2 separate regions of the Mus musculus genome follow, and region 2 is linked to region 1. Evidence: chromatin loops called from intact Hi-C (ENCODE). Cell type or tissue: left cerebral cortex. All regions are shown on one strand. Links, peaks and the distances in the headings refer to the core of each region. The heading gives the core; the rest is flanking DNA. Region 1 overlaps Lin52 (lin-52 homolog (C. elegans)). Region 2 overlaps Npc2 (NPC intracellular cholesterol transporter 2).

Evidence for each region. A loop is a pair of places that touch in the nucleus more often than their neighbours do. Peaks named below come from ENCODE experiments on the same cell type or tissue, not always from the same donor. Only the 100,000 strongest peaks of a DNase experiment are listed, where the experiment ranks them.
Region 2: it touches region 1 in a loop (3-fold over the local background); 4 of 42 quality-filtered maps call a loop at or near these places.

The regions. Positions count from the first base shown.
Region 1 is chr12:84,467,278-84,482,390 of GRCm38, forward strand. The region is part of intron 5 of Lin52 (lin-52 homolog (C. elegans)); the gene reads left to right. Among named protein-coding and RNA genes, the nearest start is that of Lin52, 23 kb to the left of the region's middle. In left cerebral cortex, for the core only: no CTCF peak of the experiment used is centred there; no DNase peak of the experiment used is centred there.
Region 2 is chr12:84,746,360-84,761,472 of GRCm38, forward strand. It overlaps Npc2 (NPC intracellular cholesterol transporter 2), which reads right to left. Exons shown (of 4, transcript NM_023409.4): 3 at 14,361-14,533; 4 at 8,200-10,853. The coding sequence ends at 10,767. Among named protein-coding and RNA genes, the nearest start is that of Npc2, 19 kb to the right of the region's middle. In left cerebral cortex, for the core only: a CTCF peak has its summit at 9,166 (motif pointing left); DNase peaks (open chromatin) are centred at 6,079, 6,461, 8,799, 9,113 and 1 more place; H3K27ac peaks cover 759 bases.

The DNA.
Region 1 (15,113 bases), core at 3,638-11,637:
TGGGAACCACTGATACTGTTTCCATGCAAATATCTGCCCTGATGAAGATGATGAGATGAAAAATGCAAAAAATATTTAGCCTCAAAGCATAACTGTCAGTTCACAGTATCCTTAAGTGTTAGTACATGAATAACAAGAACCTTGTAGTGCTGATGATAACTAGATTGTATCTTTTGAAAGGTGAGCCTTACCCTACACTTTGATTTGATACATGGTTATCTGTCAGATAACCCTTTTGGAGTACAGGTTTTAGAATACAATAACTTCTTTGTGTAGATTCGTTTCATTTTTACGGTACTGTTGCCATTCTTGGGATGTGTTATATTTGTTTTAGCTCTTGGACTAAATGTAATTTTTTAAGATAACAGTCATTTTTGAGGCTGCCTTTGTATGTAGTCTAAATGCAGAAAGCATTTAGAAAGTTTGCAGTGTGTAAATGTTTGCTGGTGGAATAAAGGAATGGCCAGTTGTTGATACCCTGAGAGGAATGACACAGTTATCTAATGAAGCTCATTCCTTAAAACTCAAAGGATGAAAGCTTCTGAAAATTGTTCTAGTATTAAGTAATTGGTGTTTTAATGATGAGGAGTAGTGTTTGTAGATCTTGTGATACACACACACAGACACACACACACACAGACACACACACATACACACACACACACACAACACATTCATTATCTTAGTTAGAAATTTCACCACAGTGGTGAATAGAAGTGGTAAGAATAGATGTCCTTTTTGTCTTTCTGATCTTGGGCAGAAAGCATTTAGTATGGTGTTAAAGACTGGTGAGTTCATAGATAATTTTTAATCATGCATGTTCGTTTAGCAGTTTGAGTGAGATTGTTATTTGGCTAGATTCTTAGAGTTTTAAAAAGCAACATTTTATGTAAAAACAATAATTGAGACTTCATTTTGAACTTGCAAAGGATTTATTTCATTTTTAACTGCATATATGTGTGCATGCATGCTTCTGAGTGCCCAAGGAGGCCAGAAGCAGCCGCTGCCCCAGAACTGCTGTCACTGGTCATGGTGAGCCACCTGCTACGGGAACTGGAAACCAAATCATATCCTATACAAGTAATGTATGCTGAGTTCTTTACTACTGAGGTATCTGGCCAGCCCACATTTAAACCTGTTACTTCACTCAATTAATTACATTGTTGAAGTTTGTACCAATGTATGGTATAAAGTGGTTGTACCAAAGAAAAAACCAATGTTTCCAAACTCTTCTATTAGTACCCTGTGTGCATGTGTTTTTGAAAAGTAGCTAACTATATTGAGAAATTATTCTCCTCCTACATACTTTGCTTATGGGACAGGATATTGCTTTGTATAGCCAGACTGGCTTTGAACTCAAGGTAGTTTTCCTACTTCCGCTTCCCAGGTATTAGGATTCAGAGGCATGGACCACAGTGTCTATCTAGCTCTAAGGACAGTTAGCCCTGTTGAATTCAAGTTTTAATCTGTGATTAAAGGAGGCTAACTGTGACTCTACACTCTAGGATTACTTCTTTGGTGTCAAGGTTTCTTGTCTGGCTTTTATAATATGACCTATTCAATACTGGCTGTACTGTGTCTGTGTCCTTGGTGAAAAGGAAAAAAAAAATCATCTCGTATCTCACCTCTAGATGGCAGCATAGGTCTTACAGTCCTTCTAAATCTGCCATACTGCTTGAACTGGGCTTTTGATTTAGGGAAAGCAGGTTTTAAAAAATTATTTGTTTGTTTGTTTGTTTGTTTATTTATTTATTTATTTATTTAATGTATATGAGTACACTGTAGCTGTGCAGATGGTTGTGAGCCATCATGTGGTTGCTGGGAATTGAACTCAGGACTTTTGCTCGCTCCGGCCCTGTTTGCTCTAGCCAGTAAAGCAGTTTTTGTGGGGTTTATCGGACTGTTTGTCTAACTTTTTCCTTTTTTTCTTTTTCTTTTCATTCATTCCTTTTTTTTCATTGCTCCATCTCATTTTTTAAAACTCATTTCCCTTTTGAAATAATGTATATTTTCGATGCTCAGAGTCCTTTAGTTTTTTTATTATCCAAAGTAGTATTTTGTACTGAATTGCAGAGGTTGGATCGTCAACATTCTAAAGGTGTGATTGTTCAGTTCCATTCTCATCCTTGGATAAAGGCTCTAAGAATGGGCTCGCCTGGGTGCCTCTCTTACTGTAGTCTGTAGTCTGTCTTGCAGTCTTAGACTCGGCTGTGTTATTCTGCACTATCAGGCAATGCCATGTTAAATGAAAACAAGAATTGATAAAATAAAAAATAAAAAATTGATAGAATAAACTTGGGCTAGTTGTCCTTAAGAAAAATTAAAGTATTTTAAAATAAGGTTTTTAAACATTAAGTCATTTTGAATGATCTGATGAAAGAAAGGAAGAAAGAAAGAAAGAGAGAGAAAAGAAGTCCCATTCAGCAGCTATTGATGTCACACAGGCTCTGGAGGGACATGAGGCTGAATAAAATACCATCACTTCACTGTGCACATTCAAATCTATGAGGGAGGGGAGAGGTGGTAAGTAATAACTCTTAATAGACCTTAGAGAGATGAGTTCTGTAAGAAAACAAAGAAGTCATTGTTTTGGAGAGAAGAGGGCAGTGTAAGCTGCTACAGGAAGAGCAAATATGCTTCCTTTTATGTCAGTATAAATTGATCAGTAAGGCCTGTCTAGAACCACTGAATTGAGGATTCTGATTTCTGAGAAGTCAGTTTAAAGGTTTATTTATTACATGTGAGTACACTATAGCTGTCTTCAGATGCTCCAGAAGAGGGCATCAGATCTCATTACAGATGGTTGTGAGCCACCATGTGGTTGCTGGGATTTGAACTCAGGACCTTTGGGAGAGCAGACAGTGCAAGGCTGAGCCATCTTTCCAGCTCCTAGAGAAGTCAGATACTCAGTTACTGATGTCTGCCCCAGGCAAGAAAAAGGAACATTGTAGCACTGTTTGAAACATTGAGAATAATAGACTCACTGGGTGGAGACGGTCCATACCTTTATGATTCTCTGGATTTTAGGCCAGCTTGGACTACAGAGCAAATTTCAGGACAGCCAGGACGACACAGAGAAGCTCTGAGTTTTGAGGTTTTTGGAGGGTGGGGGTAAGACTTGAGGAGATGGCTCAGTGGATAAGAGCACTTGTTGAATAAACATCCCCAGCTCCCACATAAAAAAACCAGGCTCAGCCATGTGTGTCTGTAACCCCAGTATTACGTTATAGGAACAGGAGATACTGGAATTCTCTGTTCCCTCAGTGGCCAGCGTCATGTTCCCTGCACACTGTGTGAAGAGAATAATAAAGTGGAGTATTGTAGCTGGTCTGTGCCACTTTGTGGGTTCTTCTCCCCCCGCCCATTTCTTCTCTAGCACTAGATAGGAGAGGGAGACTTTCGGAAGAGCAGTCAGTGCTTTTACCTGGTGAGCCATCTTGCCAGCCCCCGAAAGCACATTCTTATAATATCTCTGTGTTTTTAAAAAAAAAAAAAAAACAGAATCCCAGAATTCTTACTACAGAGAATGACAGAAGAGGACACCCAAAGCTATCTTGACTCTGCATGTGCACCTATGGGTGTACATACACACCACCAACAACCACCACCACAATGGAAATGAATTTTAAAGAACATGTAGAATCTTCATGGGTAGAAATGGAAGGGAACATAGGTGGTTTGAATATTAGGAGTTAAGTAGAGTTTTGGAAGCAACAACTGTATTGAATGGTGTGAGTGATAGAAGTGAGTTTCCAAGGACCCCAGATGGTAGAACTCAGGCTAGAACAGCATAAGATACAACCATAGCTTATCACTACGAGGTGACTGCTGTAAACATCTGATGTCTCTTGGCTCCTTTTATTCCCTTTATTCATGGATTTATACTTGCCCATATAGATACACAGGGGCACCTGCTTAGGTTTTTTGTTTGTTTGTATCATTGTTTTGGTTTGTTTGTTTGTTTGTTTGTTTGTTTGTTTGAGACAGGGTTTCTCTGTGTATCCCTAGCTGTCCTGGAACTCACTCTGAAGAGGAGGCTGGGCTCGAACTCACAGAGATTTGCCTGCCTTTGCCTCCTAAGTGCTGGGATTAACGGCTTGAGCCACCTTAAGTTTATTTTCCTCTTCCTAAAATGTCTACCACTGAAGACTGTTTAATAGGACAGTCACACGCCTGTAGGAATCCCGGGTAATGTCAGACGGAATGGGTTTTGAGAGCCCAGAGGCAGGAAGTTGAGGATGGAGCTCTAAGGGACGTGAGAATGGAGGACAGCGCAGAGTGTATCTTCAAGCTCTGGGCAAGCATCTAGACTCACCTTAGGAGATGAGGTGAAGTTAGACTTCAGCATGCTAGGGCTTGGCTTGTTTTGTTTTGTTGAGGCAGTTTCATTGCAGCCGAGGCTGACCTCAAACTCGGGTGTACAGAGGAAGACCTTGAACTTAATTCTCCTGATGAAGACTGGGATCACTTGTGCGAGCCACCAGGCCCGCTTGGTTTATGTGATGCAGAGATTGAACTCAAGATCTTGTGCATGCTAGACAAATGATGCGCTAGGTGAGGCACATCCCAGACTCTCACACTGCTCAGGGTCTCATTAGTGACGGGGAAGTCAGAAAGGGAGATAAGATGCTTGATTAACACAGCAAAAGTCATCTAAATGTGAACTGACAGTAACTGGTACCAAAAAATTGCTGCATAGCTATCTTTGGATTGTATCTGCACCAATTTAGTTCATCTTAAGAATGAAGACTGCAATTTCTATGTGGTTAGAGAAAATGCATGGGCATCTCATCTCCCAGAAAGGCGCTTCCCACCTCTCCTTTCCTACTAACATCAGGAATTAGAATTTGTTTTCATTGTCTGTGATAGACAAAAACACCTGTGAAAGTAACCCCCATTTCCATGTATATTGATCATCTCTATAGTTAAGGCTGGAGAATCAAGAGAGCATAAATTCAGATCTGGACTTGGCAGTGTACATCTCTAATGACTCTAGGTGATAGGAGAGGCATCAGGAGTTGAAGGGCAGGCAGGCTTCGCTGGCTATTGACTTTCAGGTCAGCCTGTGACCGTGTCTTGCAAGGGAAAAAAGGGATACATTTAAATTATTATAACCTAAAAAATAAGTCCTGGGAACTTGATTCAAAGGTACTATAAAAATGGCTGATAAATCTTTTTTTTTTCAAATACCATTCAAAACTTAACATGATTTCTTTTGTTTCATGCATTACCATAACATCTCACCATACTCATTACTGTGGTGTTCCTGTTTAGATAATAATACAGTATAAACTCTAGGATCCCCACTTTGAAAGGATCAAGGTTATTTCTCATAATTAGAAATTGTCAATTTAGCTTTCAAGTATTTTGTTTAAAATGTATTAAGATAATGGGAAATAGAACATGCCGGTATTTCTCATTTTTCCCTTGGTTAACAAATTAGGATGCACAAATCCTTAAATTACCTTTAAGGCTTATAAGCATTCATATCTTTTATCCATTAGTCAAGTTATTTTATAAACCCAACATTGCATCTGAAATGGTTTTACTCACAAAGAGGATTTTGCCATAAAATGCTTCTGGTCTTTTACTCCCTTCTGATTTGGGGAGGAGGGGCAGGATAGAGGAGAGCAGACAGGGCATAAATCAATTAGGATAAGATTGCTTTCAAAGTATCATTTTGTATAATACTACAATATATGTTAGCCAAGAAGATGTATATTTAGAGTAAGTAGTGTGTGTATGTGATGAATCTCAATGATAACATTTGAATCCTGGGTTCAGACCCTAGTGCTGTAATCACAGAAAGACCAAATAGGTCCATGGAAATTAGAGGGATAACCAGGTAAACTGTTCTGTATTCTTAAAGGATAACACAGCCATTAAAAATAATGTAAATATCAGAGAACATCTACTGACAGAAAGTCCTCACATGTAAGGTCAGTTCTAAGCATAAAAAAGCAGAACATTGGTCAGTGAGGTGGCTCAGTGGATGGATAACTCTGCTTATTGTCTGATAACCTAAGTTTGGTCCCTGGAACCCACACAGTATAAGATAAGAAAGTGACCCTCTGACCTCCATATATGCAGGATGTCATTCATGTGCACATATACAAAACATAAATACAAGTATGCCTATACATGTGTGTGTGTGTGCGCGCGTACGTACAATTTTTTTTTTTTTTTTTTTTTTTGATTTTTCGAGACAGGGTTTCTCTGTGTAGCCCTGGCTGTCCTGGAACTCACTTTGTAGATCAGGCTGGCCTACAAACTCAGAAATCCGCCTGCCTCTGCCTCCCAAGTGCTGGGATTAAAGGCGTGCGCCACCACACCCGGCTGTACGTACAATTTTGAACAGGGCCTTTATGTAGCCGTAACTGACCTGGAACTCCCTATGCAGACCATGAGCTGGCCTTGAACTCACAGAGAACCTCATGCTCTGTCCCAAGAGCTGAGGTTAAAAGTGTGATACCACACCTTGCCCAATAAATAAATAAATATATTTTTAAAAAAGAAAACATAAAATCAGCAGTTTTATTTTTAGTTTTGAGAGTAGGAACATAGGTAACTGTCAGGAAGGAAATACAAATATAGTTAATTTCTATTACAACTGACTTTATATTATTTAGGGAAAATACTAATAAAAATTAGGGAAATTGAGATACCATTTTAAAAATAATGGAAGTTATTTAAAAGATTCATTCCCTGTTTTCCTGAGAATTTTTTAATTCTTTAATATACTGTTTCTAAATAAGAGTCATTTTGCCAATTAAAAACAATTGGTCAGCTTTCACAGTAAAGACTGAGGTTAAAAAGTAAATGCTAGGGTTTTTTTCCAACTTTGGCACGTTCTTGCAGAAGTACAAGTCTGGGAGAGAAAGGAGTGTAAAACTGTTAGGTCAAGGGCAAGAGATGATTTGGTTGGTGTCTTTTGTGGCACACACCCTTGTCATTCCAGCACTGTAGAAGGAAGGAAGACTGCAAGACAGCTGTCTCAGTAATAACCCAAAGTGGGCTGGAGAAATGCCTCCGCTGTTGAGAGCACTTGCTGTTCTTGGGGAGGACCAAGTTCCCAGCACCCACATACATGGCAACTCACCTGTAACTTGAATTCCAGAGGATCTGATGTTCTCCTGGCACCAGTTGTGGACATGCACACACATACACACATGCAAACATTGTAGACAATAAATACACTTTTAAAAACATAAAGAAGCATCTTTATTGTTTTTTGAGGTTTGTTGTTGTTGTTGTTGTTTTTCTAGACAGGAATTCTCTATGTAGCTCTGGCTGTCCTGGAACTCACTCTGTAGAGAGGCTGGTCTTGAACTCACAGATCTGCCTGCCTCTGCCTCTCAAATGCTGGATTAAAGCCATGTGCATCTTTGCAAATGTTGGCCAATTTGCCAAGTTTTATGTTTTGGGCTGTCTTGCTTGTAGTTGGAGAATTAAATGCTCAGTATTAACTATACAGTAGAAGCAGAGCCCCTGAGAATGCCTGTCAGTCTGGAGTAGAACTGCAGTCATTGGTTGGAGAGATAAAACAGGGAAGGTTTGTCAGATTCATTTTAAACAGTAGTTCCAATAGAGTTGATGGACGTTGATCCCTTCCTAGGCTTTAAATTTAGGAATGATTGTGTTCATGGGGAAATAAAAGGGCATATTCTGGTTTTTGGTTGTTTTTTTTTAATGTTTAGTTATTGATAAGCTGGAGATTCCAACCTAACAGTATTTCCTGGCTTAGATAAAATATTAATTCCTTTGTTTTGTCTGCTGGCTTGTGTTGAAAATATAATCTGAGAAGAAATGACATTGCATGAGACTTTATAAAAGAATACAAAGTACTTTGCTGTGGGTACTAGAGAAATAATGACATTGACATATATAAATGAAAAGTATCTCCAACCATTACATCTAAATTAATAGTTTGTTAAAAGGTACATTTTTATATAGCTAGAGAAATCTCTTGATTAGGAAAATAAAACAGTTGGTTGACTGTTTTAAGAGGTTAAAGACCAGATGTTGGGGTAAGATGTCTTTCAAGAGAACAGTTGACTCTGACAAGTCTGTTTTGGATATGGAATGAGAAAACAGAGCTAAAGTGATATTTCTGACCCCAAAATATTTATTATTCCCAGGGTTGGTGGTTGTTTGTGTGTTTGTTTTGTTTTGTTCTTGTCTTTCAATAAAGTTTTAGAGTCGGAGACATACTTTAGTCAGTAAAGTACTTGGAGCAGAGTTCAGTTCTCAGAATGCACATTTTACAAAAGCCAGGGCTGAGGAGGTAAAAAAAAAAATAGGGGACCCTGGGACTTTCGAGCTGGCCAGCCCATCCTACTTGACAGATTCTAGGCTAGTTAAAAGACCCTGTCTCAAAAACAAGGTTGACAGCTTTTGAGGAAAAACACCTAAAAAACACCTAAAGTCTGGCCTCCACACACAAGCTTTAGGGGATGGAGCTGAGGCTCAATTGAGTGTTTGGCAAACATACTTGAGGCCCTAGGTTCGATTCCCCAGCTCCACAGAAAGATGGCATAATGGGACATATCTGTTTTCTCAGCAGGTGAAGAATAAAAGTACGTAGAGGAAGAAAAGTCTGGGGTTAAAGTTTATTCTTGCCTACATAGTGTGAAGCCAGCCTTAGCTACATGAGACCCTGTCTCAAAAAATTCTATGTAAAATCAATAAAAAATCCAAACCATACTTTCATGACCTTCATATTTTATAGTGGTAAATTTGTAAGTGGAAAAGAATGTAGTGGGGTAGAGGATGAAAAATAACTCTGGTTGTACTGCCTGATCTTGTGTGTAAACTTGACAAGCTGGAGTCATCAGAGAGGAAGGAGCCTTAGTTGAGGAAATGCCTCCATGAGATCCAGCCGTAAGGTGTTGTCTCAATTAGTGACTGATGGGCGAGGGCCCAGCCCATTGTGGTCAGTGTCATTCCTGAGCTGGTGGTCCTGGGTTCTATAAGAAGGCAGGCTGAGCAAGCCATGTGAAGAAGCCAGTGAGCAGCACCCTCCATGGCCCCAGCATCATCCCTTACATCCAGGGTTCTAGTTCTGCTTGAGTTTTCGTCCCGACTTCCTCCAGTGATGGACTAATCTGGAAGTGTAAGCCAAATAAACCCATTCCTCTCCAGCTTGTTTCTGGGTCATGGTCATGGTGTTTTTGTTGCATCAGTAGAAACGCTAAAGGAGGCATAGGTATTAAGACTGAGAGCAGATACCTGTAATCCTAGGAATGAAGAATCAAGTTCAGGGTCATCCGTGGCTACATAATTCAAGTTCAAGGCCAGGCTGGATTATGTGAGAATCTGTCTCAAGAAAAAGAACTTCTGTTTAAAGTTTGAATAAACAGTAGGAAAAAGATAATCTCTGAGAAGTTTGGGGTAATTTAGTTGTTAAGTGTGTGTCCAGGCTATCTAGGAGACAATAGAATATGTGGATATAGAACCCAGAAAACAAATAGAGATACCATCAACTCACGGGCTCCAGTTAAAGCCACATGTGAGGAGACGCCCAAGAAGCAAATAGAACATAAAAATTGAATGTTGGTGTGGTGTACTGGCTAGTTTTGTGTCAACTTTGACACAGCTGGAGTTATCACAGAGAAAGGAGCTTCAGTTGAGGAAATGCCTCCATGAGATCTAGCTGTAAGGCATTTTCTCAATTAGTGATCAAGGGGGAAAGACCCCTTGTGGGTGGGACCATCTCTGGGCTGGTAGTCTTGGTTCTATAAGAGAGCAGGCTGAGCAAGCCAGGGGAAGCAAGCCAGTAAAGAACTCCATGGCCCTCATGGTCTCTGCATCAGCTCCTGCTTCCTGACCTGCTTGAGTTCCAGTCCTGACTTCTTTTGGTGATGAACAGCAGTATGGAAGTGTAAGTCGAATAAACCCTTTCCTCTCCTACTTGTTTCTTGGTCATGATGTTTGTGCAGGAATAGAAACCCTGACTAAGACAAACTGGTACCAGCATAGTGGGGTGTTCCTGTGACAACCTGACCATGTTTTGGGGAGTACTGTGGAAGGACTTTGGAACTTTGGGCTTGAAGATCCATTCGGTGTTAAGAGCTCTGTCAGATGTTGTGTAGGAGCTTGGAAGATAATGTTGAGAACAGTGCAGAAGATGGAGGTCTGGCTTGTGAAATTTCAGAGGGAAAATTAAAGACTTTTCAGGGCCATTGCTATTTTGGACCTTGAAGATTCTGTGGTTCTGGTCAGCTGGGGCTGAAAAATCAGCTGTGATTAACAAGATACCAGAACTACTAAAGCAAAACCTTTGGATTACTGGGACTATTGATGCTGGTTAGCTGGAGCTAAGAAATTAGTGATGATTAAGAAGAGACTAGCTTCATTGAGGTGACATCTTCTGGGAAGTGTTTTCTGAAAGCACAAAGAGGCTGTGTTCCAGGGATAGCCAAAGTTGTACCTTGCGCTGAGGCTGGACTTGGTAATGTGTAAGAATTGCCCAGGTGGTACTGGTTTTAAAGGCATGAAGGGGTTACGCAGAGCAGCTTAGGCTTGGCACTGTGAGAGGCCATGGAAGGCCATTGGTGAAGGTGCAGCCTCAGTTGCAATTGACGGCTCAGGACTGAAGGGGTCATGCAGTGTTTTGGAGATGCCAGTACCATGAGATGACCACCAAGAGCAGCAGCAGTGGAGTACAGGCATCTGGAGCCTAGAGGACGACTCATGTGCTACAAAGGGCATGGCTGGAGAAGTGACCTCCTTGGGAGGAGCCCAGAAGATCATGAGTTGGATCCCAGACATTGGATGGTTGGAGATTGATTTTTGCTTTTGATTGTGACTTTGCCCTGATATTTTCCCTCTTGAAGGAAGAAACTATTTTAGTGGAGCCCACAGTTAAGAAAATTTTAATTGTAGAAAGACTTTGGATTTTTAAAAGAGATGGATATTTTAAAGAGATTGAAATTTTAAGAATATGTAAAGACTGTGGGTCGTTTAAAGTTATTTAGATCTTGGGAATGAATAAGAATGTAAGGGTTGAGGCTTACTAGCGATGTGTTTGTGTGTCAAGTTGACAAGGGGTCAATTGTACTGGCTAGTTTTGTGTCAACTTGACACAGCTGGAGTTATCACAGAGAAAGGAGCTTCAGTTGAGGAAATGCCTCCATGAGAGCCAACTGTAAGGCATTTTCTCAATTAGTGATCAAGGGGGAAAGGCCCCTTGTGGGTGGGACCATCTCTGGGCTGGTAGTCTTGGTTCTATAAGAGAGCAGGCTGAGCAAGCCAGGGGAAGCAAGCCAGTAAAGAACTCCATGGCCCTCATGGCCTCTGCATCAGCTCCTGCTTTCTGACCTGCTTGAGTTCCAGTCCTGACTTCCTTGGTGATGAACAGCAGTATGGAAGTTTAAGCCGAATAAACCCTTTCCTCCCCAACTGCTTCTTGGGGTCATGATTTTTGTTCAGGAATAGCGGTAAGCCCAAATTCGACCAAGGGTAACTAACGTCATTGCAGTAGCCAAGAACTGAACTAGGCGACTATTGGCCATGGAGAGAGAGAGGCAGTTTGAGAAAGGTAAAGGGTAAAGGCAAGTCCTGGTAGATTTGCTCTGAGAGAGAAGGGAGAACGTTGTCAAGCATGGTTTCTGGCTTTCTCTCCTGAGCGCTTAGCCAGTGGCATGCACAAACAAAGGAAAGCTCAAATGGCATTGGGTTTGTTAGAGATAAGCTTTTAGTGACAAAATATACGGAAATTTGTGTTTATTAATGCTGGAGATAGGGCAACACACGATCATGTCCCTTTGATTGTTAGAGCTTACTACTTTGAGAGTTTCCAGTCAGTGGGGTCAGGACTAGGCAGACAGCAGCTGTCCCCTGTCTTGAAGAAACAGCTGACTTTGGAGCAGGAGGAGCCAGAGTCACACAGACAGGACAGATGAGAGTTGTCCTTGTGGAGGCGACCGAGTTTGCTCTGCACACTCTTATGAGGAAGCTATCTACTCTGAAGGAGCCGTGGGCAAGGGCTAGAGGACCACCACAGGACCAGTATCCGTGAATACTCGAGACTGCAGCAATGGTGGGATTCAGAGGAGACTGTAAAGGACTCAAAGGTCTAGCCTTACTTCAGCGGTAATAATACATTCCTCAAGACTTAGCAAATGGAATTCCAACATACATTCAGTTTGTGTCTTAGCAGAAGTTTTTTCTTCTTGGGTGAAGAGTGTATTTGGGGTTTTCTGAGGCAAGGTTATGTATGTAGTTCATGGCCTCAAATTTTTGATCATCTTGCCTTCACCCTGAGTGCTGGGATTATTGGTAATGATCTTCAGGGCAGGTTTCAAGAAAGCTTTTCGAGACAAACAATAGAAAAAGAAAACCGATGGGCTAATGGAGAGGGGACACATTTGTAAGGAAAGGTTACAGGTTCGGTTTATTTGTGTGCATGTATTTGTAAATCCGTGTGATACATGGAGAGACCAGAGCTCCATGTTGGGTAAACTTCCGTCATTTCTCCCCTGTGCTTTTGAGACTAGATCTCTCACAAGAGCTGGGGTTCCCATTTTGGCTAGTCATTGGGCCAGGGCCCCAGAGCACTGATTTCAGGGGTGTGCCATTGCCCTTGCCTTTATGCCTAGGAGCTGGGGATGGGCAGGCAGGTCTTGAGTAGAGCGCTTTATGGACTGTGGCTTCTTGGTTGGGTTTTGATATGCAGTGTGGCACTGAGTATAGTTGGAGCCATTTCCCAGGCCTCTGAGTGTATGGATGACTGGAGCCAGTGGAGGGGAATTTAAATGGAGTGAGGAATGTGTGGAGAATGTAGACAGCTTTTTCAGGGTTTGGCTCCTGTCAGGAAGAGAAGGTAATAGCCAAGGAAAGAAGTGGAGTCGGCATTTACTGTTTGCTCTAGGACAATTGGCTTGAAATGCTTAAATTCTTTTAAAGATTTTGAAATCTTTGTCTCCATGTATGTTGGTGCACCAACTGTGTGCATGGTGCCTAGTGAGGCCAGAGGAAGGCATTGAATCCTCTTGAGCTAGAGTTTCTTTTGGATATGAGCCACCTTATAGGTGCTGGGACTCAAACCCAGGTCCTCTAGGAGGGCACCCAGTGCTCATAACTGTTGAGTCGCGTCTCCGGGGGCCAAAATGTTTCAATTCTTAAGACAAAGGCAGACTACATGGGGTGAAGGGAAGAATGCAAGTCTCTTGAGAGGCTTGAAGGGGTGGGTGGAGAGCACAGGCACATTGGCCTTGGATCAGGGAGTACGGCTCCATTACTCTGTCATAAAGAGAGATTGGAATCAGTGACCAGTGAGGTTTGTGAATTGGTGAGAGCAACTGTTTGAATCACACACTTTCCCTTCCTGTGTCTAATTCTAGTCGCAGGAAATGAAGTTCATTAGCATAAACTGAATGTCAGTGTCATATACAGATTAGACTTTTGAGTTAAGATTTTTCTCTTATAAAAATTATATACATCTATATGTATACTAGAAAATATAAACAAATCAAAAATTACCTAAAATTAAATCATAATATAGTAGTCACTGTTAAGCATCTTACCAAGCCCTCTAAACATGCCTTCCAAGTGATATCATATTGAAAGACAGATAAACCAGGCGGTGATGGCGCACACCTTTAATCCCAGCGCTCGGGAGGCAGAGGGAGGTGAATTTCTGATTTTGAGGCCAACCTGGTCTACAGAGGCCAGCCAGGGCTACAAAGAGAAACCCTGTCTTGGTGGTGGGGGCTGGGAGAAGAGAAAGAAAGAAAGAAAGAGAGAGAGAGAGAGAGAGAGAGAGAGAGAGAGAGAGAGGCAGGCAGGGAGGGAGGAAGGAAGGAAAGAAAGACGTGTGTGCATACATACTCATACATGTTATTATGCAGATATGCAGATAAAATTTTACATGTCCACTACTATACCATTCCTAGTCTCTCACATGTTTTCTTGTTCTAATGTGCTATGAAGACTTCAGAATAGTAGGCTATGAGCATTTACTTTTTATTGGAGTGATTATTTCAGTGGTCATTTAGGTAATTTTTAGCATCTTGCTAATGTAAATCATGCTGCAACAATCATCTTTTCTTAGGTCAAATTAAATGTACTTTTAAAATTTGTGAACATAGAGGCTGAAGTGTAACTCTGATAGGATGTTTGCCTAGGTTACACAAAGCAGGGCCCGGGCTTTGACCCTTTGTATCACATAACAGGGTGGTCAGCATGCTTGTAGTCCCAGCACTAGGGAGGAGGGAGCAGGAGGGTCAGAAGTTCAAGGTCTCTGCTATGCAGTGAATTCGAAGTTAGCCTGGGATATGTGAAACCCTATTTCTAGATAAATGAATAGAAAGAAAGGTTTAACTGGTTTCCCTGGGGTCATGTAGTTATTTGTAAATCTAGAATTAGACCCCAGGTCTTCTGATTGTGATTCAGGGTAGCCTTGCCTGTCAGCAAAGGAGCAGAGCTTATGTTTCTTGGCTTCACTCTAATACTCATTTGATAAAATGTGATTTGCTTCTTGGAGCTTGTAAATAAAACTGCTTCTCCTTAACAGTAGCTGTTGATACTAGATACTGATTTGATGCTTAGGACACTTTCGGGCTTAAAGTGCTTCTCATTAAAAGCAAGAACAGCTTGGAGACCATGCCTTGTACTTACCAGATAAATACAATTGAGATCTAGCTATTGGTAATGATTGTGTGGGTTGAAACTAGTAAAGTTTCTTAGAACTGTTATTCCTCTAGAGAATAAAATCTTAATATATAAAATGAAAATGACATTTGGGTTCTCTGAAGTGTAAAATGGACTTGGAATCGTCAAGGGGTCCTATTGTCGCAAAATCGAAACCATGCCAGTTCCATCCTCCAAACCTTTTGTTTTTTTTTTTTTTAAGCCTTTATTTCTTGATAGGACTCATAATTCAAATCATATTAGTGCTAATTTGGCTGGCACCTATCCTATATAGATGCACAGTCTTAGCATTGACTTGATGCAGCCCCATTGACACTCTTTTATATAGAAGTCAGTTAGGAAAGCCTGTGTTCTTATTTCATCTTCCGAGGGCGATCCTAATGTTTTTAACAGCCAATATTGCATCTAATTAAGTTGGGAGAGGTGAGGAGAGAGTGCCTGTGGTAGAATCCTCCTTTTCT
Region 2 (15,113 bases), core at 4,227-12,226, 280 kb after region 1:
GCTTGGGGGGAGGGAGTGACAGCAGCCAGGGACCCTGAGAAAGGATGTTGGGGGAGTTAACAGAGTTAACAGGGCTTCTTCCTCCTGTCCCCTGCAGAGAGCCAGGCTCAGTGACCACTCTCCTATCTCCAGGAGCCTCTCAGGTTAGATCCTTTGTTGACTTGGGGATTAGGAGAGGAAAAGAAGGCCCCTCCCGCAGGCCTCCCCATACACCTCCTGCTCCTCCTGCTTTCTCTTCCTGGTCCCCGTGGCTTTGCTGCTTGGGTATCTCCCACAGATTTTATCTGCAGGTATGTTATCTACTTAGATCCCAGGAATTCCTTGGGCCAGACAGAGAGCCAGCACTGTGCATGGTTTTAAGGTGCCTAGTGTTAAAACAGACAGAGCTTCAAGGGGCTGACGTTTGTTCCTGGGGTCTATGAAAACAAAGATAACATTGGAACCACGAAGAAAATAATTTCCTTATAGACAACTCAGGAAATTTCATTCTCTCTCTTCTGCTTTTTTCTCACTCTTGTCACCTCTACGTCTCCCCTCCCCACCCCACCCCCGCCCTCGTGCCCCCTCCCCTCTCCCTGATTTATCCTGGAATAGTTTGAGCAGAACACCTCACAGAGCCTCTTGATCTAGATCATTCCCAGAGAGACAAAGAAGTGGCCTCAAGTGTCTCTGGAGTGTCTAGGCAGAGAGAGGAATCTAGATGAGATCTAATTAACAATTTACAGACTAGACTCACCACGTTGTTTGCTGTGGGCTCTGTTATGAATGTACAATTGCCACGCACACACCGGGCACCGAGCTGGGTTTCAGTGGGAGCGTCGTTGAGTGGCACAAAATGATCAGGAACAGCTTTGCCTCCAAAGTGCCTGCTTTCTGTGCATTTCTGGCATGACTTGGACTCCACAGAGTCCTCCACAGTGATTTGCGGTGCTAATGGCAATAAGCGGTGAGGACTGATACCCACATCCACTGGCACACAGATGCACACATCGCAAGCCACATATATGCACCACACACAGGCTATGTGTATATCTTAAATTACCTGCTGGAGTCATGGTATTAATGTCTTTGAAAAGATTGTTTGTGCTTTCTGAGTTTGATTATGGGATTTCACATAACCCAGGGTGGCCCTGAACTAGATACGTAGCTCCAGATACACTTGAACTCCTGGTATACTCTGCCCGAACTTCCCAAGTGCTGAGATTACAGGTATGTGCCACAGGGCTCTTTCAACTGAATTTTGATCATCCTAAGAAATTTACCTTCTATTCTATATCACTACAGGTTTTAATGCAGATGAGCCTCTCTTGCTCTAACTTTCTGCTCCTCAAAGTCCAGCTATAACTGTGAAGCAGCAGGAACTTTTGTCTTTCTATCCAGTCTTCTGGAGAATCAGGAGTTCAAGGCCATCGGTAGCTACAGAGTAAATCTGAGGCTAGCTTGGGTTACATGAGACCTTGTCTCAAACATATGCACATAAATAAAACCAACAAACAAGTCGGGCAGTGGTGGCACATGCCTTTAATCCCACCATTTGGGAGGCAGAGGCAGGTAGATTTTTGTGAGTTCGACGCCAGCCTGGTTTACAGAGCTAGTCTCAGGACAGTCAGAGCTACACAGAGAAACCCTGTCTCAAACAAAACAAACAACACAGCAGAAAAACAAAAACCTTTGTACCCCAGTGATGCATGTAAGATGCTGGAGAAGATACAACTGTTTGTAGTTCTGAATTGTGCCACAAAGAAGTTAGAATGAAGCTCTGAGAATTATAGCCAAGTGCTTGACCTGGTCAGGGGAAATGGTCAGAAAAGGTTTCCCGGAGGAAGAGACATTTCAGGCAAAACACAGCTAGCAAGAAGAGTTAGCAAGAAGAAAAGGACTGGGAGTAAAGGCACGGGTCCTCTGGCACAGCAAATGCTTGTGTAAGAGTCTCATGGCTGAGAAAAAGGAGAAGAAAAAGGAGAGGAACTGAAAGAAGGCCAATGTGGTTGGAGTGCAGACAGAACAAGGAGAAGTGTTGTAAGAAGGACTGGACAGAGGGTGGGGACCTGGGTCCTAGAATTCAGACAGATGACCATAACTGTGTGTGTATATATACTCAGGTGCCAAGCCAGGACAGAGCCAAATAGGCTGACCTGTTCGAGAGTAAATAAAGCTGGAGGGACTTCAAGTAAAAATCAGTTAGCCAAGACTAGGAGCTCAGTAGGATGTGAACCCATTCTTACAAATATTCTAGTCAGGAGTGGTGGCTTATGCCTGTAATACAAGGACTCAATGGCTGAGGCAGGAAGATTGCAAGAGTTTGCGACTAGCCTGGGCTACCTAGTAAGACCTCTTCTCAACAGACAAAACCATAGCTGAGGCTAGGGAGATGGCTGCCATGCAAGTGCAAGGGCCTGAGCTGGGAACCAGCACTTACATAAAAAAGTATTTAAGATGGACAGTTGTGATGCACGTCTTTAATCCCAGCATTCAGGAAGCAGAGGCAGGTGGATCTCTGTAAGTTAGAGACCAGCCTACAGAGCAAGTTCCAGGACAGCCAGGGCTGCACAGAGAAACACTGTCTCAACAAACAAGAAACAAACGAACAAAAGTATTTGTAACCCCAGAGCTGCGGAGCAGGGAGACAGGTGGATCCCTGAAGCCCACTGGCCAGCCTTCCTAGACCTAGGTTCAGTGAGAGACCTTGTCTCAACAAAATAAAACAAAACACAACAAAAACCTGGTGGGAAGTGACTAAGGAGGGCATCAAATACTGACTTCTGGCTTCCCCATGGACGAATGCACATTTGCATCCCCATGCACACATGTACCCCCCCCCCCCCCCAATACCACAGAGTGGAGAGGAGAATCTCAGAGAACAAGAGGCAAGAACAGATTTGTGGAGTGAAGGCGGGGGCTGGTGATGGAGGGATGAAGATCAGGTTCAGTATTACACATCTTACTTCCCAGCCATTCCCTGAACAGTAATCCCGCCTAGCTCCTTCTCTCCCAGAGCAGAGCATTTATGGTGTTCTTTCTTTTGCCATGCCATTCTGCACCCTTGACTGCCATGGCACTGTCCCAGTGTAGCAGGGATGGCTTGCTGCTGACCTTTCTTTCCTGGATTCTTATCTCCTTGGAGGCAGGGACCATGCCTTGATTTAAAAACAACAACAACAACAACAAAAAACCCTCCAATACCTAACACAGTCCATGGCACAGCCGTGGTGCCCAGTGAGTATTGGTTTGTAAAGCCTCTCATTGGGGCTGGAGACACCTTTAATCCCAGCACTTGGGAAGCAGAGGTAGGTGGATCTCTAAGAGTTCGAGGCCAGCCTGGTCTACAAAGCAAGTTTAGGACAACCAGAACTCTGGAGGAACCCTGTCTTGAAAGACAAAAATAAACAAAAACCCTCAAGAACCTCACACTGGCCAAGCTCAACACTCAACTAGACTGCAGGGCAATCAAGATGGCTAACGGACAGATACAATTGCCCCTGACTTCTGTATCCTCACAGGTCTGCTTTACAACAAAGTATCCTAGTTCAGCATTTGGGAGGCTATGGTAGTCTGGCTACATTGAAAGTTCTAGGGTAGCCTGGGCAACTTAACAAGATCCTGAGTCCAGCTAAAGGAAGACCTAACTCCCTGACAGATACTTGCCGGTGCCCCCAGAGCCTGGGTTCAGTGTTCAGCACCACCGAACCAAAAAAAATCATTTTTAAAATGTGACAGGTGACAGGTCAGCTCCAGTCCTGAGCTGTACCCAAGTCCTCTTCAAGAGCAGTACACAACTCTTAATGACCAGGTCACCTCTCCAGCCCTCCAATATCTTTCTTTGTGATTGAATCTAGGTCATTGTTCTTCCTGTGCGGCTTTTGGGTTTCTGTGTATGAGCTCAGCTAGCTCCTCTAACCAACAGGACCCAAGTAGGACAGCCCCAGGGACTGAGTTCTCAGCACTCTGGTTTTCAAACTACATGTGCACAAGCGTCCTTTGTTTTGTCCGGACAATAGCTCTGCGAGGCATCTAACTAAAAGGTTAAATGGTTGACACAAGACCTCACAGCCAATGGGCCAGACCAGAGGCTTTTATCTTCCTCTGGTGAATTTCCTAAGCTTAGGCTTTCTGTGTCAGTCACCTAGAAAGCGGACAGATAGTCCTGGGCTTCCATAGTCTAGGACAGTGGATTTCAACCCGTGGGGTCATGACCCCTTTGGGGGCCAAATGATCCTTTCACAGGGGTTGCATATCAGATATTTAAATTACCAATTCATAGCAGAGCAAAGTGACAGTTATGAAGGGACAATGAAAATAATTTTATGGTTGGGGTCACGGCAACATGAGGAACTGTATTAAAGGGTCACGGCACTCGGAAGGTTAGAACTACTGTTCTAGGAGATGCTCCAGAGCTCTCTGGGCGTTGTTCCCACTGAGTCACACCTTGGCAAGTCTGGTGGGAATCTGCGGCGGCCACCGCAGGCTGCCGACACTGAGTACACCACAGGGAGACAGCTGCACGAGCCAGATGTGCTTCCTGTCGCCCTCGCACAGACATGACATGACTTATAGCTATGGAGCCAAAGGCCTCACCGCACCCTAGACAGAAGCCAAAGGGACCGGAGGCTTTGTGTGCCAAAGATACAGCCTGAAGAGGAGGGAGGTTATGGCCAGGGAGTGTTTCATAGGTCAGCTGGACGTGAGGCTACATCAGCAGCCAGTCCCAGAGGCTTATGACAGCTGACTTCCAGAAGGTGTGAGCTCCAACCTTTCTCTGGAACTGCCTACCTGGGATAGGGCACTCCAGTGTCCTTCACAAAAAAACGAAACCAAGCCAGCTACTGCTCCTCTTTCTGTCACTTTTGGAGACCAGGGTACTAGAGTGTTAAATGGTCCTATTCAAATTAAAAAAAAAATGGCACTCGTCCCCCATAAAGACACTTATATAAATAAGTGTCCCTGAGTGCTAGGCATGGTGGTGTATACCTGTAATCTCAGAATCTGGGAGGGAGAGACAGGAGGATCAGAAGTTCCGGGTCACCCTCAACTACACAGAGTACAAGCACTGCCGGGACTATATGAGACACGGTCTCAAAAAATAAAGAGGGAAGAAAAACTGCTGATCACTGAGTTCTAGGCATTTACTCAAATCCCCTATCTGTGACTCCAGGCCCCTGTCAGCTCCCATGGCTGCAACCTTCCTTCCTCACCAAGGATAGCGATACTAATGCCAATAGAACTCCTTTGAAAGGCTGTGAGGATTCTCTCACTCTGTGACAGCTGAGGACACAGAGGCCCTGTGAAGGATCCAAAGTCAACGAACTGCAAAGGAGGTAGGGAGCTGCAAACCCAACTAAAAGTCAAACTGTAAGTAACGACTACTTCTCAAAGTGACATCCTCCCCCAGAGGTTCTGGGGGCATCTGTCTCTCTGGTGCTCGGCTTCCCAGGCTGTAAAGCCTACTGGGAGGGATTGAGACCAACAAAACTCCAGCAGACGGACAGAATAGGAGAAAGAATCAACATCACATCTCATGAGTCCTCTGAACTAAACCTCCGGGAGGTGGGCTCTCAAATGTCTGCTTAGCCCCAGCCTCCGTCCCAAACCCTCTCTGGATTCCTAAAGTTTATGTTGTCCTTACAAGTCCATGATCTCTGTCTGTCCATTATGCCCAAACATCCCCTTAGAATCCCAGTGGTTCATGCTCACAGAGACCTGGAGGGACCTAGTTGGATCCGTTCAGTCTCTACATTTACAGCAGAGTTAATGACACTGACAATTTACAGTGGTTAATGACACAGCCACTAAGGAACTTTCTCTTTGTTCTCCCTTTGCCACTAACCAGTGACTTGAGAGTCACTTCCCTTGGTTGGGAAACACAAGAATCTCGTGACCATTCATTGCTCAGATACGCTGAGGATCCCTCATCAAATCATGACTTTTATACTTTGATCTGCCTGGCAGAGGAACGGGGATGCATGGGGTGCAGGAAGCAGCGTGGTGTGTTTCTCTCACACTGAGAACAGACTGCCGCAGCTGGCCTGCCCTCCCGCTTTCTGATCTGGTACACCCAGTTTCTCTGCCGCATTCAAGACCAGCAGCCATCTGTTTTGCCTGCCAACTTCCTTAGTGGCCTGACCCTCTGGCAGTCAGAGTTAAGCTAATCCCTTCACCTGCTGGCTGCTTTGCTGGGGCATATGGTTTGTGGAGAGGGGCCTGCCAGAGAGAGCACGATATTTTTCCTCTCAGAGACCCTGGAGAGGAGGATGGTAATGCTGGCATGCCAAGCCTGCTCCAGAATCTATGCCTTCACTGTCCATGGGGACAAGTACTTGTGTGTGCTCTGTGACCACTGAGGGCAACGAGCAGACAGATCAGGGACAGCGGAAGCTCTGGCCTCTCACATGTGTCATTCATTCTCTGGTGGGACCCTCACTTATGCAAGCTCCTTGGTTCCTCCGGGTCTTTTCAGCAACCAAATCCCTGGTCTGGAGAACATGGTAGGTTCCTATGGCAATGGGCCTTTTAGCTGTTTCCATAGCAACGAACACTCAGACCATCTAGTTGCTAGTCAACTGACAGCTGTAAGTGAATCGGATTCAGTTTATAAGCTGAAGGTTAGGCCCGGGGCTCCTCTGGAGAGGACTCCTCTCAAAGCTTCCAGTCGATATTTGGGGGACCCACAGCCACTTTCTACCTTGAATCACACCGCAATATCCATCCACATTCCCAACACACACCACTGATCATCCTGGCCTTTCAGCAAGCCCTCAGGGCTTCTCTGGAGGAAGCGCTTATTCTGAATAACACCCTACTGACTCTGTGGCAGTGTTGCTCCTAGGTACCACAACTTTGTCCCTAAACCAACCCACTGTGGGGGCACTGTTCTTGGATTCTCTAAAGAAAATGGTTATCCACGACTGTATTTCTTTAATTGACCTTACCCACTTAGTCCTTTCCTATGCCTGGGGCATTCTCAGGAATAACTCTGCTTTATCTGTGAATCGTGTCATATTTCTTTCTTCTTTCCTTCCCACCTTCCCTCCTTAGACAAGATCTCAGGTAGCCTAGTCTGGCCTTGAACTTGCTGTAGCCAAGGATGACCTTAAATTTATCCTCCAGCCTTTACGGCCTAGTGCTGGGACCATGGGCATTTGCTGCCAGGCTCAGATAATTACTTATTAGTGTGCATTTGATGAGGATATCAGTTTGTCATTTTCCTTGTATGGCAGTGACAACCTTGGATGTCAGTCCAAGTTTAAGACAGGAATTTGTTTGCCACCCCATACAGCAGGCAAGCTGATGCATCCAGATTTCACCCCCCCCCCCAATTTTATTTCTTTTAGGCCTATGGGTGTTTCGCCTGCATGTAAGTCTGCTGCTGTTCAGGCTCCGCGTCTCTGTCCACCTTGGGTGACCAGAGTGGCTTCAGATCAGGCAGTTATGAGTGCAGCAAGAACAGACTCTTGGGAGACAGCTCCAATGGGGGAACAAAGGCTGCTACGCAACCTTTGGGGCGTGGGTAGGGGCTTTTGGAGTGAATGTACATCATTGGCCTGGGGCAGGGTGCTGGGGTCTCATTTGCATAAGGAGGAATTCCAGGTACCGATGGACATGACCTTATAAGGGAGAGGAAGCTTGACCTGGCTACTTGGCTGTGTAGCCTCCTCCAGGGGGCAAAGGCGGTGTGTGTGTGTGTGTGTGTGTGTGTGTGTGTGTGTCCCAAGCTTCATGCTCCAGGACAGGAAGGCTCAGAGCAGGGGTGAGGGTGGGGGGACGTGGGGGTGCAGAGACCTTACTCCTGCCAATCTCAGGATCAGATTTCTGGGGTTTGGACACACCTTTACCCCACTTTTGCTTTGCCACAGTTCCTACCCTCGATTCATGGCTCCCCAGTCCCAAATAAGTCCGTGTATCATGTGTATGCCATGCCCGAAGAGGGTGTCTGACCCCCTGGAAGTGCAGTTACAGGGAGCTATGAGCCACCATGTGGGTGCTGAAAACTGAACCCCAGTCCTCTGGAAGAGCAGCCAATGTACTTAACCACTGAGCCATCTCTTCAGCCCCACATCTCGCTTTGTTAGTGGGTTCTGGGGAGACCTTTTATCCTTTAAGCCTCATCTCCAGCCCTGTTTTTTAACACACACACACACATACACACACACACACACACACACACACACACACAACTTCCTTCAAAATCAGGCATCCAGGATCTGAAATGATTCCACCCCTTGATTTTTATTAGTATGAAGATCAGACCATAGCATTGGGGATCTTGAGATTTACCTGCCTCAGATTCCTGTAAGGGAAGAGTGGGTCTAAGACTCAAGGTTTGCACAGAGACAGGCAGTAGAAAACACGGGGCCCTTTGTATGCTTAGGATTCAAGGCTTCTGTGTTAATGACTGTGAACTTTCTTGTAGGGATGACCTTTCAAACTAATCCTCCCATGGGAGACTACCTATCTCACAACTGCAGGCTCCACTGAGCCTCCCAGTGGCCCGTAAGCAAACAGTCCTAAGCTGTTGGGTCACCTCCTGTTCTGATGAGGACACAAGGGCACTAACAGAGCTTCCTCCTCCCACCCCCCATTTTTTCGGGTTTGAGAGCTGTTAGTTGCAGAGCTAAAAAGGCAAGAAGAATCTGTTGGGAAAAGGGAGTCAGCAAACACAGAAGTGAGTTTCTCCTGGCCCCTCAGCAAGCTCCCACACAGACGATAGCTATGTTTTTCTGAGACACATTACACATGAGATTGAGCCTCCGGATTTTCCTATTTCTAGACAAAAAGAGCAGCCTAGCACAATGGCTCACACCGACAGCGTGTATACCGCACGCCCTGACTCGTGTTTTACATGCCTCATTTCACTTCACATGGCGCTACCATTGTCCCTGGTCAATGGATTAGGAAAATCCAAATTGAAGCACGGAGAGATGGAATCACTTACAGCTCACATTCACAGCTGAATAACTGGAGGAGCCAAAATTTAACCACGGGCAGCTGGAAGCAACGACCTCAGCAGGTAACTACTTTTGGAGTTCACATGATTCTGACTCATATGGGAAGATAGGGTGGGCTCAGGGTGAAAGGATACACAAAAGACCTCTGTACAGTGGGTGAACAGGTCACCGGTAAGAACTTCATTATTGACCCATTGCTGCCCCCTGGTGGTTTGCCTGGGAAACTCACAGGTAAAAAAAAACCCGCAAGCCTCCAGTCCTATGCTATTCGGATTTTATGAATGGGGGCCTACACTGGCAATCTCAGCACTTGAGGTAGAAGCAGGAGGCTCAGAAAGTCAAGGTTCTCCGATACATGGCTAGTTCAAAGCCAGCCTGAGATACGTCAGACCTCATCTCAAAAACAGCGTGTGCATTCCCTACCAAAAACTATGATCCATGACCATACCTGTCAGTCATCTTGAGATATAGTAAAGGGAACTGTTATCTGCTATGATGTTCTCTCTCCCCATCTGAGACTAGGTCTCCTTTAGCTCAGGCTGGCCTTGAGCTCATTTTGTAGACGGGGTTGGTCTCCAACTTGCAGCAGTCTTCATGCCTCTGTTGCCTTCTAGAACTGAAATTGAGTCAGGGAAGGGTGGGACGGCAGAGTGGTTAAGTCCAGGCTGGTGTGGAACTCACGACCCTTCTGCCCCTTGTCGGCTTGGGCCTACTTCTTTATTTAAATGGATCTCACTATGCTGCCACTCGGACTGGCCTGGAACTCACATCCCTCCTGCCTCCATAGAGCCACAGCCTCTTCCTCCCTCTCCTTTCTAGGCTTCCCCATGAGGGCGCGTAGTGTCCCCGTCACCACGCCTCCTCAAGTGGTGCTAGGTGGTGGTTGCTGCTTCAGGCACACTGACAGCAATGCAGAACAAGGCCACTTTCTATGGATAAAGTCTAGCTGGTATAAATAAAAACGAGGAAAGAGGCGGTGCCCGTGAGTCCTGTGAGTCACATCTTCTCTAGAGCTTCGGAACTGGGTGGCTGCCTGCTATGGACCTAGGAGGCTGCCATCTGGAAGAAGTAGGCAACCACAGACTGAACACACACGCAGGAGTGGCAAGTTAGAATTTATGGGGAGGCTCAATCTTACATGCAGAGAGAGGATACAGACAAATACCGTTAAAAAACAAAACCAAGCACCTGCAACCAAGTATTGGCTTTAATGAAAACTACCAAAGAACGAGAGCTAACCACAAAGACACAGCCACTCAGAGACAAATTTCTGCGGCAGACTGCCCCTCAGCCAGTCTGGATACCGAGGAGAGCTAGTCGCTACTGCTGAAGCGATGGGGCAGAGGCTACCAAGGAGACTCATCTGACTGATAAGCCAGGGGCTGGGGACTCAGGAGGCACTTAGAAACAGGGGAGGTAACACCCCCAGGCAGCCAGAAGACTCTGGGAAGCCATCCTTCACAGTGGATCCATAGCCCTGGGTCAAGTTATCTGACATCCCTAAGCAACCCCGTCCCATCCTGTCTGGTGGAACCTGCCTGTAATCCAACAGCAAACAGCCATGGACACCAATCTAATCTTTCCAGTTTCCCCTTTCCCTCCCGAAGCCTCCCCAGAGGCTATCTCGGGGGACAATGGCTCTGAGCGCGCTCTCAAGAGTAGTAGGCTTGCAGTTACTGCTTTGGAGGTTAAAAGGCATAAAACAGCATTCTTGAAATTCTGTTCATCATATGGCACTGATTCCATTTCGGGTCTGATTTCTGTTTCTTCCCCCCCACTCCGTCCATGGCCTCTCAGCCCACACAGACACAGGCGCCAAGGAGCCTAGCTTGTGATCTGAACTGGGATCTCCCAGCAGAAGAGATTATTCTTTTTGTCATCTTCAAGTTTCCATTCCACCACCAGTTTTATCTGGAAAAGAGAAAAAGAATTGGAAAAAATGAAACTGGAACCTTGATTTTTATCCATAATTGGCTTAAGCGTGCACTTTCAATTCCGGTTCTTTTTAAGTCCTATCTATCACCTTGAAGCCAGATTAGGGTAGCCCACTACCTGTGATCTTAAGCTCAGAAGAGTGAGCCCTGTTAGTCAACGGTATCCTCCAACCTAGTCCAGTTTATGAACGTAGTCTTCTAAGTGTGCTATTTCTTTCCCCCTTCTTTCCTGCTTACATTAAAAAAAAAAACAAAAACATTTTTTATGTGTATGAACATTTGTCTGAATGTGTGTGTATGTGCCCCACTTGTGTCCCTGATACCCACAGAGGGCAGAGAAGGGAACCAAGCTCCCTGGCACTGGAGATGGTTGTGAGCTGCCTCTTGGGGCTGGGAATTGAACCCTGGGTCTTCTGTAAGAACAGCTAGTGCTTTTTTTTTTTTTTCCCGAGACAGGGTTTCTCTGTATAGCCCTGGCTGTCCTGGAACTCACTTTGTAGACCAGGCTGGCCTCAAACTCAGAAATCCGCCTGCCTCTGCCTCCCGAGTGCTCGGATTAAAGGCCTGCGCCACCATCGCCCGGCTCTGTTTTCTTTTTAGAAGATACAGTCTTGTTAGCTAGCTAGATTAGCTTTGAATTTACTATGTAGTATGGCCTTAAATTTGTGGTAACCCCCTTACTTCAGTCCCTTGACTACTGGGATTATAGGTGGATCACCATACCTGATTATCAAACGTAATTCTAAAATCCTTCTCTTTTCTTTCCTATTTTTCTTCCCTCCCTCCCTTTGTTGAAACAGAGTTTTTGTCACACAGCTTTAGCTGACCTAGAACTTGCTATGTAGCTCAGACTGGCTCCAAACTTCTGGTCCTCCGGCCTCTGCCTCCTGAGTGCCGAGATTATAGGTGCACATTCCCAGGTTTCATTCTTAGATCAGAGGCGTATAAACAGAGTCTCATAAGATTCCTTGCTGTAAGGAAACTTTCTTGTTAGCTAGAAATGGAGATGGCCAAGCACAAGGTTGGTCCTCAGCTTGTGGGTCATGACCCCTTGGGGAGCTGTATGACCCTTTCACAGGGGTCTCCCAAAACCACGGGGAAACACAAACACTTACATTACGATTCATAGCAGTAGCAAAAGTACAGTTATGAATTAGCAACAAAAATAACTTTCTGGTTGGGGGTCACCACAACATGAGGAACTGTATTAAAGGGTCAAACCATTGGAAGGGTTGAGAACCCGTGGTCCAAAGACATGTTTAACTGAATAATGTCAAGGGTCACCACCCTGTGAAGCAAAAGAACTTCACTTCACCTCCTTAAACTGTGTCGTCCCCCTCCCCAGCCCCCACTCCTCCCTCCTCTCCCCATCTTGCTTTGTTTCTTCTAACGCAGGTTCTCACATCAAAGCCTAGACTGGCTTGGAACTTATCACACAACCCAGGCTGTTTGGAACGCACAGTGATGTTCCTGCCCCGCCTTTTTGAGCGCCAGGATTACAGCACCACCGTGCACAGGTCTTAAGATGATTTCTGCTCATCTCTCATTTGAGATCGCCACCTTGACTCTTCATGTTGAAGCTATGAGCTGTGTTGTTGTTTGTACTTTGTTTCTTAAGACATAGTCTCACTTCTTCATCCCAGGCTAGCCTGGACCTCCAGAATACACTAGATAGCTGAGGCTGGCCTTCAACCCATAGTGATCCTCCTGCCTGAGCTTTCTATGTGTTGGAAGTGTGAGCCATTGTCCCTTCTAATTTTGTAGGGTTTTTTTGTTTTTTTTTTAGACAATCTCACTATGTATTGCTGGCTAGCACTGAACTCAGAGATCCGCCTGCTGAGAGCTGGGATTAAAGGTGTTCATCAACAGGGTTGTTTGTTTGTTTGTTGTTTTAAAGATGTAATGAGCCACTAGGACCAGTTGTGAGTATGAGTGTTTTGTCAGAAAGTATATAAGAGCACCATGTGCACGCAGTGTCCTAGTAGACCAGTAGAGGGCATTGAAGCCCCTAGAACTGGAGTTATAGAGAGCTGTGAGGGGCCATAGGCATCTGGGAACTAACTGGTCCCCTAGAAGAGCATCAAGTGCTCCTAACCACTGAACCATCTCTCCAGCCCCCACTTCTAATTCTAATCAAGTAGCTCTTTATTCATGGTTCCTCTCTAACCTGAGCACTCAGGGAAGGGGCTGCCCATCATTAGTTACAGACACCTTTGTCCCTCAAACTGTCTTCACAATGTAACACTTGAGGGACAATAACATCTACATTCTTGAAAACCTGGCTTTGATTGCAAGACTTGTGTGCCACCACACCCGGCGTTACTGTTTTTTTAAACTAACAGTTTAAACTTTTCAAACTAAATACAAAGTACCTACCGTGAATCAGGCTCTGACAGATCTCTGCATACTGACGCTGCCACCTATAAATCTTTAGGGTCTCCAACAACCCTTAAACTAGAGGTTCCCAACCTTCCTGATGCTGTGACCCTTTAACACAGTTCCTCATGTTGTGGTGACCCCAACCAAAAATTTATTTTCGTTGCTACTTCATAACTGTAATTTTGCTGCTGTCAAGAATCATAATGTTAATATCTGTGTTTCTTAGGTGACCCTCGTTAAAGGGTCGTTTAGGCCCCAAAGGGGTTGAGAACCACTGTCTTAAAGACTACTGATATTTTAGTCTTCTACTTCTCTTTCTAGAAACAAATTACATCTGGGTTCTACTTGGCTTCCTTAAAAAAAAAAAAAAAAGTAACACCTGTGAAGATTAATGACATATGTCTGTAATTCCAGAATTTTCGAGGTTGAGGCAGGAGGACTGCCTGGAGTTCAAAGCCAGCCAACCTGGGCTACCAAGTGAGATTTTTTTCTGAACACAAACAATTCTAGAACAAAACAATGAAGTAACCCCCTTTTTTAATGGGGGGGGGGAGCACTTGCTTTATGTCCTTTATTTTTATCACAATCCCTACCTAGGGGACACCACTCCAGCACCTGTGGCTAGCGAGTATGTAAAGTCGGCTTGGAGGGGCGCCCAGCTCCACTGAGACACCCAAGTGCTGCTGCTAAGTGGTCCTGCTCTCTCCTTAAGAATATGGAGGAGAAACCAGGATCCTGAAGATGCTGCCAAGGCAGTTTCTACCTTTAACTATTTGTTACCTGGCTAAAATCGCTGCACAGGCTTTGGACTTAGGAGTCTTACCTCTAAATCTAGGTGCTAAGACTTCTTGGTAGAGTGGACTTGGACTCTGTATTATGTAATACCAGAAGCTTAAAATTCTTCGCTTGTAAGTCAGAAATAATATCGCCACTACACAGGGAGGCGGTGAGGGCTAGGGCTATAAAAATGGCACCCTTGGGTCCCTCAACTCATCTCCTCTCCCTTAGGCCTTCCCAGCTCCACCACCAGCTCTTTGCCCCAGTCTCTGCATCTCACTCCCAGCCCCGGGGCGGGCCTGGTGCCCTCAGCCACGGTGTCACTTACAGAGGGGTATTCATTCTTCACCGGAAGCTTATTCAGGTAGCTGTAGACCTTGTCTTTCTGGATGGGGCAGTTGATTCCACTCTTACAACCGTCAGGCTCAGGAATAGGGAAGGGGACCCGGATCCCTTCCAGGATGCCGTGGACCAAGGCCGTGCTGTTCTGGGACTGAGTGCCTAGGAAGACAGGGAGTCAGGTGGAAGGCAGCTATGCGTTTGTGAATTCTAAGTCAAGTCGTCAAATACATCATCAAATGCTGGAATGGTGACTCCAGAAGATCAGGTGGTCCCGAACTATGGGGTCTCCATCCCTATGAGTCACATTCAATACCTAGCCCTGTCACGTGATGAAGGAAGCTGGTATCTTTCCTTGCTCTCCATCAAGGGAATCAGGCTACTGGGACAGATAACCTTATCTCTCTCCCAGGACCACTGACTTCTGTCATTGAGTTTTAAATACCACAGTCTAGCACAGCAGTGGCAGGTAATCCTTCAGATGCCATGGAAGATTAAAAAGAAGTTCATTTCTCTAGCCCCTACACTGCAAGATAAGCAGAAGGGATGAAAGTATTATTACCACCGCGTGCCTCCCTCTGACTATCAGGCTATGAAAACAATGTACCCCAAGAAATTGGAATTCCCCACTGGAAGAAGGGAAAAGCTGAGCCCTGGTACCAGCAGAAGAAGGAACTTGCCATGTAGGAAGGTCACAGGGTTCTGACAACTTGGAGACAGGCCAGGAGCTGAGCTAAGGATA